Regions from separate parts of the Homo sapiens genome. Here region 1 is linked to region 2. The links are chromatin loops, found by intact Hi-C in ENCODE. Cell type or tissue: heart right ventricle. All regions are shown on one strand. Links, peaks and the distances in the headings refer to the core of each region. The heading gives the core; the rest is flanking DNA.

What was found. Peaks named below come from ENCODE experiments on the same cell type or tissue, not always from the same donor. Only the 100,000 strongest peaks of a DNase experiment are listed, where the experiment ranks them.
Region 1: it touches region 2 in a loop (24-fold over the local background); 3 of 110 quality-filtered maps call a loop at or near these places.

The regions. Positions count from the first base shown.
Region 1 is chr6:14,225,152-14,230,266 of GRCh38, forward strand. No RefSeq gene overlaps it. Among named protein-coding and RNA genes, the nearest start is that of LINC01108, 58 kb to the right of the region's middle. In heart right ventricle, for the core only: no CTCF peak of the experiment used is centred there; no DNase peak of the experiment used is centred there.
Region 2 is chr6:14,398,617-14,403,731 of GRCh38, forward strand. No RefSeq gene overlaps it. Among named protein-coding and RNA genes, the nearest start is that of LINC01108, 120 kb to the left of the region's middle. In heart right ventricle, for the core only: no CTCF peak of the experiment used is centred there; no DNase peak of the experiment used is centred there; H3K27ac peaks cover 772 bases.

The sequences.
Region 1 (5,115 bases), core at 445-4,444, 170 kb before region 2:
GATTTATGGAGTGGTTTTCAACAATATTTGGTGGGGCCTCTTCAAAAAGTGGGCATGGCAATTATTTGAAGGTGAAGTTTTGGGAAAACCTAGGCAAGGGTGGGAAGGGATTTCCCTGACAGTTTTCTCTGCTTTCCTGTCTATCCTGAGAGTTGACAAGTGCCGGGGCTGCTGCTGGGAACACGGTGCTCCTAGCACCCTTTCTCAGGGGAGCCCCAACTGTTCAGCCACAGTCTTTTATGCTTTGAAAAATAAAATAGGTGAAGAGTCAGGAATGTTCCAGGAGAAAGAAACAATAATTGCAGTCCCTAACCAGGGAAAGATTTTGATGTATTTGGGAAACTGAAAGAAGACCAGTACAAATGGAGAAGAAAAAGTTGATGGAGAAAAAGGCAGGCAGTGGATAAGAGGGCTAGGCAGGGGCCAGTTCATGCTTATGAACTCGCAAGGTCATGTGAAGGAGTTTAGATGCTGATTGGAAGTGTATTCATAAACCGCTGGGGACTTTTAAGCTGGGAAATTACAAATTATCTGATATATATTCACATTTAGGAAGATCTCTAAGTAACCCCAGGACATTCCGTGAAAGGCTAAGTTATTGATAGACCTTATCAATACTCAACCCAAGATCTGGGAAGCAAGTTGGAGTGATAACACTCTGTCCCCCAACATTATCCAGTCTGTTGGAGGGCACATCATTTCAGTGGTCCATCTTCACCACCCTGTCATGGCAACAGGTCTTTATTCAAAAATCAAGCTTACTATTTTAAGGAAGACTGGGAAATATTCTGTATCCCAGGCCCCAGGTTAAGATATTGAAGGGGAAGGTCCAAATGAAATTGCACCTTGGAGATTTTCCGGATTAGAAAATCCCAAAAGTGTAACCTGGAGAGAACATAGGGACTTCTTGAGACTTTAACAAATCTTCTAAATGCCACTAAAGTTTGCTTCAGGTCCTTTTAGGTTAGTCCAAATCTGGCTATAATAAACTGTAAGAAAGCAACAGATCCCACTCTAAGGTTCCACCTATTTGGAGCAAAAATAGGTAAAAAACAGGTTTATGTCTTTACCAGTCAGCTTGGGTTTAGTTATGCTGCAGTAACAAGCAGCCCTCAATTCTCAATGTCTTAACAAAAACAAGATCTTTTCTTTCTCAAGTCATAGTTTGCAGGCAATCTGAGCTCTACTCTATGTCATTTGATTCCAGAGCCTAGGCTGAAGGAGCAGTTCCTGTCTGTGCCTCTGTCAGCCTCATGGCAGAGGGAAAGAGCAATGGTGAGACCATGTGTTAGTTTTGAAAGCCTCTGCTCAGGTACGGTACAGGCCACTTTTACTCACATTTCATTGCCCAAAGCAAATCAAATAGCCAAGCCTCATCTTGGCAAGGAGGAAAGTATAATTGTTCTGCAGGCCCTGGTCTGTAGGGAGAACATTGAATATTATAAACCAGTGATACAGTCTCTAGCAATGCCATACTTCGCTTTCTCCCTTTTTTGTGTGTTGACTGTAAGTTGGAAATTGAGTGATGATCTTACATTTATAGACCTGAAAACTGTCAGATAACGTAATTCAGATATGATTCAATCTCTGAAAATTAGCATCATAGGCATTCCTTTTTAAAGGATAAGTTTCTGAAAGTCTGATATAAGCAGTTTAGAAGTGGTTAAACAAAAATTTACTAGAAGAAAAGTCCATTTAATAAAGCAAAGTTCTCAATTTCTAATCTGATGTTGTACCAATCTCTCAAAAATCTGAAACTTACTGCTAGGAGGATTTTCATGCAGGAAAAGAAAGAGAATCTTATATTTCTTTCTTCAAATTAGAGTGAATGAGATAAAAAGAGTATACTGGTACCATAATTTTAGCCAACATTATGTTTTATTTAAGAGAGTCTATATTTTGTGGTTAGCTGTGACATATGAAACTTCATTTCCACCAAGGATGAAAAAAAAAACAAAGCAAAGCAAAACACAAACATGGCTTATGGGAATCAAGGAAAGAAGATGGCAAAGATGAAATGCACGTCACATTGAGTTGAGGCCCTGTCAGCTCATGCCTGGATGATTGTGGTGGCCCCTCCACTCCGGCCCTGACACCGCTTCCCCCTGAGGTCTATTCTCCACACAGCAGCAGCCAGAGTGGACCATCTGAAACGTAAATTGTATCATGTGCTGCTCAGAACTCTCTAACGAGACTCTCAGCTCACTCTGAATGATGCCCAAAGTTCTTCCCATGGACTGGGCGATCCTATGTGATTCATACTCTGATTGCCTTTCTGATCCCTTCTTTCACAACTAATCCCGCTCTCCCACTCCACTGCATGCACACCGGCTTCCTTACTTCTCTTCCCAGACTGCCAAACTTCTGCTCTCTTGGGACCTTTGCACTGGCTGTTCCCTCTATTAGGGTCTCTCGCTTTATCCAAGAGGCCTCTGCTGGCCACCTGATCTAAAACAGCACCTGATCCTCTGTTCCTGTACTCTGCTTTATTTTTTGTTCTCAGCATATATTACTACCTGATTTACCATAGACATGCTCATTCTCCACCTCCTTTCACTAGATTGTAATCACCAAGAGAGGGACGACTTCATTTCTTTCACTATTTTATCCCCGATGCCAAAAACAGTGACTGGCACCTAGTAGATGCACAATAAAATGAAATAAAGGAATGACTGCCGCTGTTCCTAATTTCATCAGATCTGTGTAAATATTTAATATGCCATTATACAGAAATTGTACAGAGTACAGAAATTAACAAAAATGTACTTCCCTGCCTAAAAGATTAGCTACATAAAAATATGATTAGAAAAAAAACCCTACATATTGAATGTTTTAAAACAAAACAAAAAATTTTCTCTGCTTTTTGTTAATTTTCTTCTGTAAAGTGTCGGTGTTTACAATACCTGGAAGTGTAACAGAAGATCACAGAGTCCTGAATCATGGGTTGGATGAAACACGAAAAAGCCATTGGATGCATTTCCGCGTGAATGATTGGCTATTCTTTGTAAACTGATCATAGGAAATTATGGTTATAACAACAAGTATGAGAGTGAAAAAATGTAGCAAATATAGGAAACACAGGAAAAGAACCAGTGGAGCTGCTTAAAAATGAACCCAGGCCGGGCACAGTGGCTCACGCCTGTAATCCCAGCACTTTGGGAGGCCGAGGCGGGTGGGTCACCTGAGGTCAGGAGTTTGAGACCAGCCTGGCCAATGTGGTGAAACCCCATATCTACTAAAACATACAAAAAAATTAGCTAGGCATGGTGGCCGGCACCGGTAATTCCAGCTAATTTGGGAGGCTGAGGCAGGAGAATCGCTTGAACTGGGGAGGCAGAGGTTGCAGTGAGCCGAGATCATGCCACTGCACTCCAGCCTGGGCGACAGGACCAAAACTGCATCTAAAACAAAAAAAGAACCCAGGGTCTGAACAGGTCGATCAAACAACTACCAGAAGGATGACTTTGTGAAGGTAGTAAACAGTCAGGCTAAGATCAGATCTGCTGTCAAGCTGCACACTCTGATGTGGGCTGTGCAAATGAGTTGCAGATCAGGACTTTAGTAACCTTGGAAAGTCACGTCCTGAGTTCCCCTGTTCTTCTGTTGCCGTGAAGACAACTGCAACCACTTTTCCCCACTTTGATGTCACCCTCTGGTGAGCTGCCAAACCATGCATGAGTTGTTCCATCCGAGCTTTTGTGCACGTGGAGAGCTGGTGACTGACTGCATAAGGTACTGGATGCCTGGCTTCTCCACGTAACTCTAAGCTCCTGAAGGATGCTGGCTGCGCTTAAATTTGTATTCTATCCAGCTCAGCCCCCTATAATGACACATGGTGAGTCCTTCCTATATACTCACTGAAAGAATGACATTATGGAAAGATTGAGTTGGATTTTCTCTGGAGATTTAACTAATCCTTTACAGTGATTATTAGTGATCAAGATGCTTGACTCTATTACTTGAGTGTAGAGATGATTGGCCGTGACCACAGAGCCCTTAGCTTAGTAAAGTTCTCCTCATCCCTACAAAATGGAAGCCCTTGGCCAGGCTGAGTGCCTTGGTCCTGCAGGATGAGTGGATCTCACAAGGCGGCCTTGAGGAAGAGATCCCAAGCTGAGCTGGCCACGGCCACCTTCCTTGCTAAAGTAGAGAACACTGTGCATGTGTACAGGTTTTATCTTTGGCTGGTAGGGCCTGGAATTGTTAGCAAGGCCCGTGTCACACACAGAGCACATCATGTGCTTCCCTTCCAGCTGTGAGACAATGCAAACATCTTCATCTTCCACCCAAGCTGTCAGACCCTGTAGCTTCAGAAGGCTAGACCCAGACGATGAGCTAAAAGTTCATCCTTGCTCTTTTCTGTTAGACAGTCTAGGGGCAAGGTATTGTTTGCATGTTCAAAAAGGCAGAGAGGAGAATTCATGCATGTAAAATGCATCGTATAGTGCCAGACACATAATGGATGCTCCATAGAGGTCATCTCACATAACCTTTGCCATAACCTTGCCAAGTAAATATTTTCATCCTCATTTTAGAGGCAAAGAAGTCAATACTCAGAGAGGTTAAGTAACTGTCCATGTCAGTCATGGTTCTGGCAGGAAAACCAAGACCCACTCCAAAGGGTTTAACAGAAGAAAATTTAATGAAGGGCACGCTTTACAGAGGTGTAGTCAGGCTTACAGGTGCTATCTAGGGATGGCGAGACACCTGGGGATGAACAGTTCTGGGGAGCTGTGACTTGCCCTAGGCCTGAAGGGCCAAAGGTGGGGATGAAATTTGCAGAGCCTACGAGTGCAGGTGCTATGGAAGAGGGATGCAGCCTCGTTCATGCCACACGTTGGCCGATGGGAAGGCCCAGTACAAGGAGTGCAGGTGATCCTTTCTGTCTCTGGGGTTCAACTTCTCAGGTAAGGCAGCAGGGAGGATGGGTTTTGGGGGTAGGCGGTGATCCGAGAATAACAAGAGCATCTTCCAGTGTCTCCAGCTAGTGGTACTGGGTGCAGGGGGTGGGTTTGTAGCCAGCTGTGACTCTGAAGTCTTGTAGTCTTTGCTAAGAAGAGAAAAGGAGGAGAAAATCTTTTCTTCTTTTCTTCCCTACATCTCAACTTCCCCTTT
Region 2 (5,115 bases), core at 539-4,538:
TTATGGCCACTCAAACGTAAATTTCATATAATATTCTATGTCACAAAATATTATCCTTTTGACTCTCTTCAACTATTTAAAAGTACAGAGAACATTCTTAGTGCAAAGACTGTAAAAAACAGGGGATGAGCTGAATTTGACCTGTGGGATGTACTTTGCTGATCCCTGTCTTAGAAGTACTAAAAGCTAGTGAAATCGCAGTGCCTGTACAGATACCTGAACCTGAAGTCCATGGAGCAGAAACCCTGTGTGTTTATTCTCCACTGAATCTCCATGCTCTGTCTGCTGCATGGCCAGTGCCTGTTTGGTGAATGCTCATAAATATTGAATGAGGGAATAACCAGCAGTTCAATTTACCTGTCAGTAACATGTGCAGAATTTGGTTTCTCAAAGTTGTTTTCTTTTGTCGCTGTTGTTGTTTTGGCCCTGTTTGCTGGGTATCTCAGTGTAAGTAGTAAATAGAATCCATGGCTCTGATGTTATTCAATGCCAGAAAAGAATTTCACACCTTTTGAAACACTATTTGATGGCAGGCAAAGACTGTTGCAGCTGCCTGGGGTATGAATTAAGGCCAATAATAATTAGACTGACTCTCTAGAGTAAAGATAAATGTATGATACAAGTTTCCCTGTCTTCACGACATGGGAATTTAGATGCAGTGGCAATACTTACAGCCAAGTAGATAACTGTTTCTAGGTATTTCTTTTATTCATGGCTGCCTTTGTACTTACATTTTGGAAAGGGCTTGCCTTGGTGTCACCCCTGCTTGTCTCCTTCAGTCTCACCAAAATCTGTTACGACAAGTCTGATTTCCATGCTAGGAGTCTTGTCCTTTGGAAGTTTCCATTGGTTTTACGGAGTTGTTGGATAATACCTGCTTACCTGGCGGTGGTCCCATCTTTTCATGAATGCATTCCCTACCCACTCCAGCTCTCTGCACTCTGCAGAACTCCTTCCTCTGGACATACTGATTGATTGATGGACTGATTAATTAATTCATTCATTTGACAAATGTTCACTCAGCAGCTGATATGTGCCCCACACACTGCCATGCACTGGAAATACAAAAACGAAAAGCAAAAACAAGAACTCCTCCCTTCAAAGCATTCACAATTTAATGGGAAAGCCAGAGAAACAGTCCACGAGGAAAACTTCAGAACTCGGAACAGCTCTCCACAAGCTCTTAACCACACACAGCCTGATAGCTTTCCTTCTCTTTTCAGGGGCTGATGCTGCAGCTCTCTGACTGATTATGGATTCTTGAGGGCAGACACCATGCCCTTGGTCTGTTTCACCTCCAAAATGCCTAACAGAGTGAATACTTTTATACTGATTCTCATGAAGTGTCTGATGATAGATTTTTGCACCACGAACAAACTAGAGAATCGACACTGAAGACTTTATTTTGCAGTTTTGACACTGTGCGCTTTGTTTCTTCATGATCTGGGTTCACCCAGACTTTTGCACTTTGGGTGACCAGTGGATCCAATGGGGGAAAAAGCAACAGTGGGATCTGCAGCCTACTCTGGTTGGTGCAGGGCAGGTAACAGGGCAGTAGTAAACAGGAGAGGGTAAGAAGGGATGAGCTGTTTCCTTGATATCCATCCTCCCTCCCAGGATACAGGCCAGAGTGTTTGGTGGACTCTTAGTAACTGAAAGAACCCACCTTCTAGGACTAGGTGTACCCCATCCCAGCAAGAGTGCCCCACCAGATCAGATCCTGTTGCAGATGACAAGGGGGAGGTGGTTAGACTTTGTTTCTGTAGCATTTTCAAAACAATAGAGCAGCTTAGGCAAAATGGCTGTGCCAAGGAGTGAAGCAAGAGCCTAGGCAGCATGAGCCCTACCCAGTCCCTGCCATCACCATTGCCAGGCATATGTCACCCTGGCCACCTATTCAGCATGGGTACACTGGGCACTCATGGCTCGGTTTTACCCAGAGAGGTGGTGGGGTCTAGTGGTAGGGCTTTGGAATTAAGGATACATACATTGATGCAGTGTCTTATTCTCTCTTTGCAATCTGGGACAAAAGACTTTTTCCCTCTGAGCCTTAGATTTTGCATCCATAAAAGGAGGGAAATAATACCTTTTGCTGTTGTCATGAGGATTGCATGAGAGAATGTTTGTAAAGAGGAAGAAAAGGTGCACCACAAATGGTACCTGGTGTTATTATCTTTCTACTACAGGGCTGTTTTCAGTTCCATGTTCACTTCTGATCAATGCAGTATGTGGATCTGTCAACTCTCCAGACTTCCCTGTTTTCCGCAGTGGGAAGTCAGCCTGATTCACAATGGTATCACCTCCTGGCTCTTGGGTTTGACTTTCCAGAGATCTAATAAGTGGCTCCCATTCCTCCATCGGTTTCTCATCTTCATCCATTGCAGTTCCAGATTACAGATGTCTCCTGCCCTTATAGAATATGGGTTTCACTATTGTTTCTCATTCTCTTTATTGTTTTGGAGCGATTCTTGAAAAAAGGAGAGTGGAACCATCTTTGCTCTGTCATCTAAAAACTTGGTTACCTTTTCAGATACATTGATAAGCACAACACATAATAAGACATGTTAGAATTCAAAAACAAATCCAGATCTTCCCCCTACTCTTTCTCTTTCCCTAGTCCCTTAAATATAAAAGGGACACAATAGCTCGCCTATTCAAGTGGCAAGGCCCGTTTCCTCACCATCAGCACATTCCTCCTGCCCTCTCCCACAGGCCCTGCTCATGGATGGGGCAGTCAAGGCTGGGATTTGACTGACTTGCAGGAATGTGGAATGTAACCGGAGGGAGGAGAACATTACAACAAACCAGCTGCTCTTCAGAGGTTGATTTTCATTTTGGAAAATAGCAGAAGCAATTATCATGGCTCATTAGGAGGCCTAGCATACCGGCTGCAAAACTATATTTGGAAAACTGTATTCACTTAGCTCTAAAGTGGTGAGAGGGTGAGGACAGGCGGGAGGAAAAGGAAGGACAGACCAGGGCCTGCCTGGGCTTAGATTCAGTCTGCAAAAAGGTGATCTGAATTGAATTCTGAGAGGGACAAGAGATGAATGGAGCTGGGACACTAGGCCAAGCATAGCCCTGAGTCTGGAGGTGCTGAACACTGGGCGGCTCCAGCCTTTTGGAAAATTGGGCTCGCTCAACGACAGACCCACCTACCAAGTGGGAAGTGGGTAAAAGATGTACTCTGTTCAATGTGCCTTGCTGGGAACGTTCAGATGTCCCCTCAGCCTCCCCAGGGAGCTGTGGTGTGTGTTTGGGGTCTACTCTGAAGTTTGCTACTCAGTTACATCAGGGGGCAAGGACCTGTGGAACAGGTTTCCATCTTGGTCATTCTGCTGCCTTCTGACTAGGAAGAGTTGACTCCACAGGCCACTAGCTCATGTCTTCTGTTTGCTCCTAACCAAAGGAAGGGTCTTGTGATGGGGATGACATAACCAGGTCAAGAAAAGGATGGTTTGGGAAGCTTATGGGGGTGAAACTACCCCAGAATGAACTTGAGAAAAAATCACCTCTGTTTTCTTTTGTTGGATGAGAACGTTTTGGGCCCTTCATATAAGTTGTGGGATGGACCTATTTAATTTGCACTTGAATATCCCCCAGTGTTGGTATGGTCCTTTATATTTTATGAAGTACCTTTACCAGGGCTGGCTGCTGAGAACTGCTTCCTGCTTAAAAAACAAACAAACAAACAAACAAAAACTGGGAGCTCCTCCAGTAAGGATAAAGATGGAGAAAATGATCTTTATATGTCAGGTATATCAGCATTCAGGTCCTTTGGGATCTGACAGCCCTGATAATGTGTATTAGTTTCTCCTGCCCCATTGATGACATCTGGCTTTCCCATAAAATATCTTACTTAAACTCGGGTAGATATGATTGTTTCCATTTTAAAGGGGAATAAAATGTTCAGAAGTTGTTGTTGTTGTTGTTGTTGTTGTGACGGAGTCTCGCTCTGTCACCCAGGCTGGAGTGCAGTGGTGAGATCTTGGCTCACTGCAAGCTCCGCCTCCCCGGTTCACGCCATTCTCCTGCCTCAGCCTCCCCAGTAGCTGGAACTACAGGCACCCGCCACCACGCCTGGCTAATTTTTTGTATTTTTAGTAGAGATGGGGTTTCACCATGTTAGCCAGGATGGTCTGGATCTCCTGACCTCGTGATCCACCTGCCTCGGCCTCCCAAAGTGCTGAGATTACAGGTGTGAACCACCGCACCTTGCCCAAGAAGTTTTAATGACTTGTCCAGGGCCACCCATCTACATAACAGCATGGCTGAGACATGAAGTCAGGTAACTCTAGTTATTTCTACTTGACCATAGGGCATTAGTCAGGAATGTGTCATCTGTCACAGAAAATCTCGGTGGCAAGAACTGAAACATGTAGAGATTGACTTATCTCTAATCTAGGGAACTTGCCACAAAGAAGCCAGCTTTTCTTGTCTTTCTGGTCTACTGTCTTTACTTAGGTACAGCATCTGCCCTCAAACTCATAAGATGTCTGCTGTTCCTCTCAGCATCCCATCCTCATTCAATGAAGAAGAAAGGAAGGAGGTTGAATTTGTTTCCTAAAGCTCCCCTAACAAAGTACCGCACTCTGGGTGGCTTAAACAACAGAGATTGTTCTCTCACAGTTCTGGAGGTTGGAAGCCTAACATCAAGGCATGGGCAGGGCCAGGCTTTCTCTGAAGGCCCTACGGGGGAGTCCTTCCCTGCCCCTTCTAGCTTCTGTAGGGCCAGCAATCCCTGGTGTTCCTCGGCTTGTAGGTGCAACTCCCCAATCTTTGCTTCAAATGGCCTTCTAACCTGTATGTCTGTGTGACTCCATCTCCAAATTTCCCTCTTCTTATAAGGATACCAGTTCTATTGGATTCATGGCCTGTCCCGGTACAGTAGGACCTCATTTTAACTTGATTACATTTACAAAGACCCTATTGCCAAATAATGTCACAGGTATAGGTGAACATGAATTATTTGGGGACACTATTCAGCCCATTACAAAGGGTTAGAGGCAATACCAGCAGACTTCTGTGTTGTACGGCCACCTCGGTTGCATAGGATCCTAGAAAACCAAGTAGAGGTTGGTAAGGGACAGAGAAGTTGCAATAGAGATTAGGTAA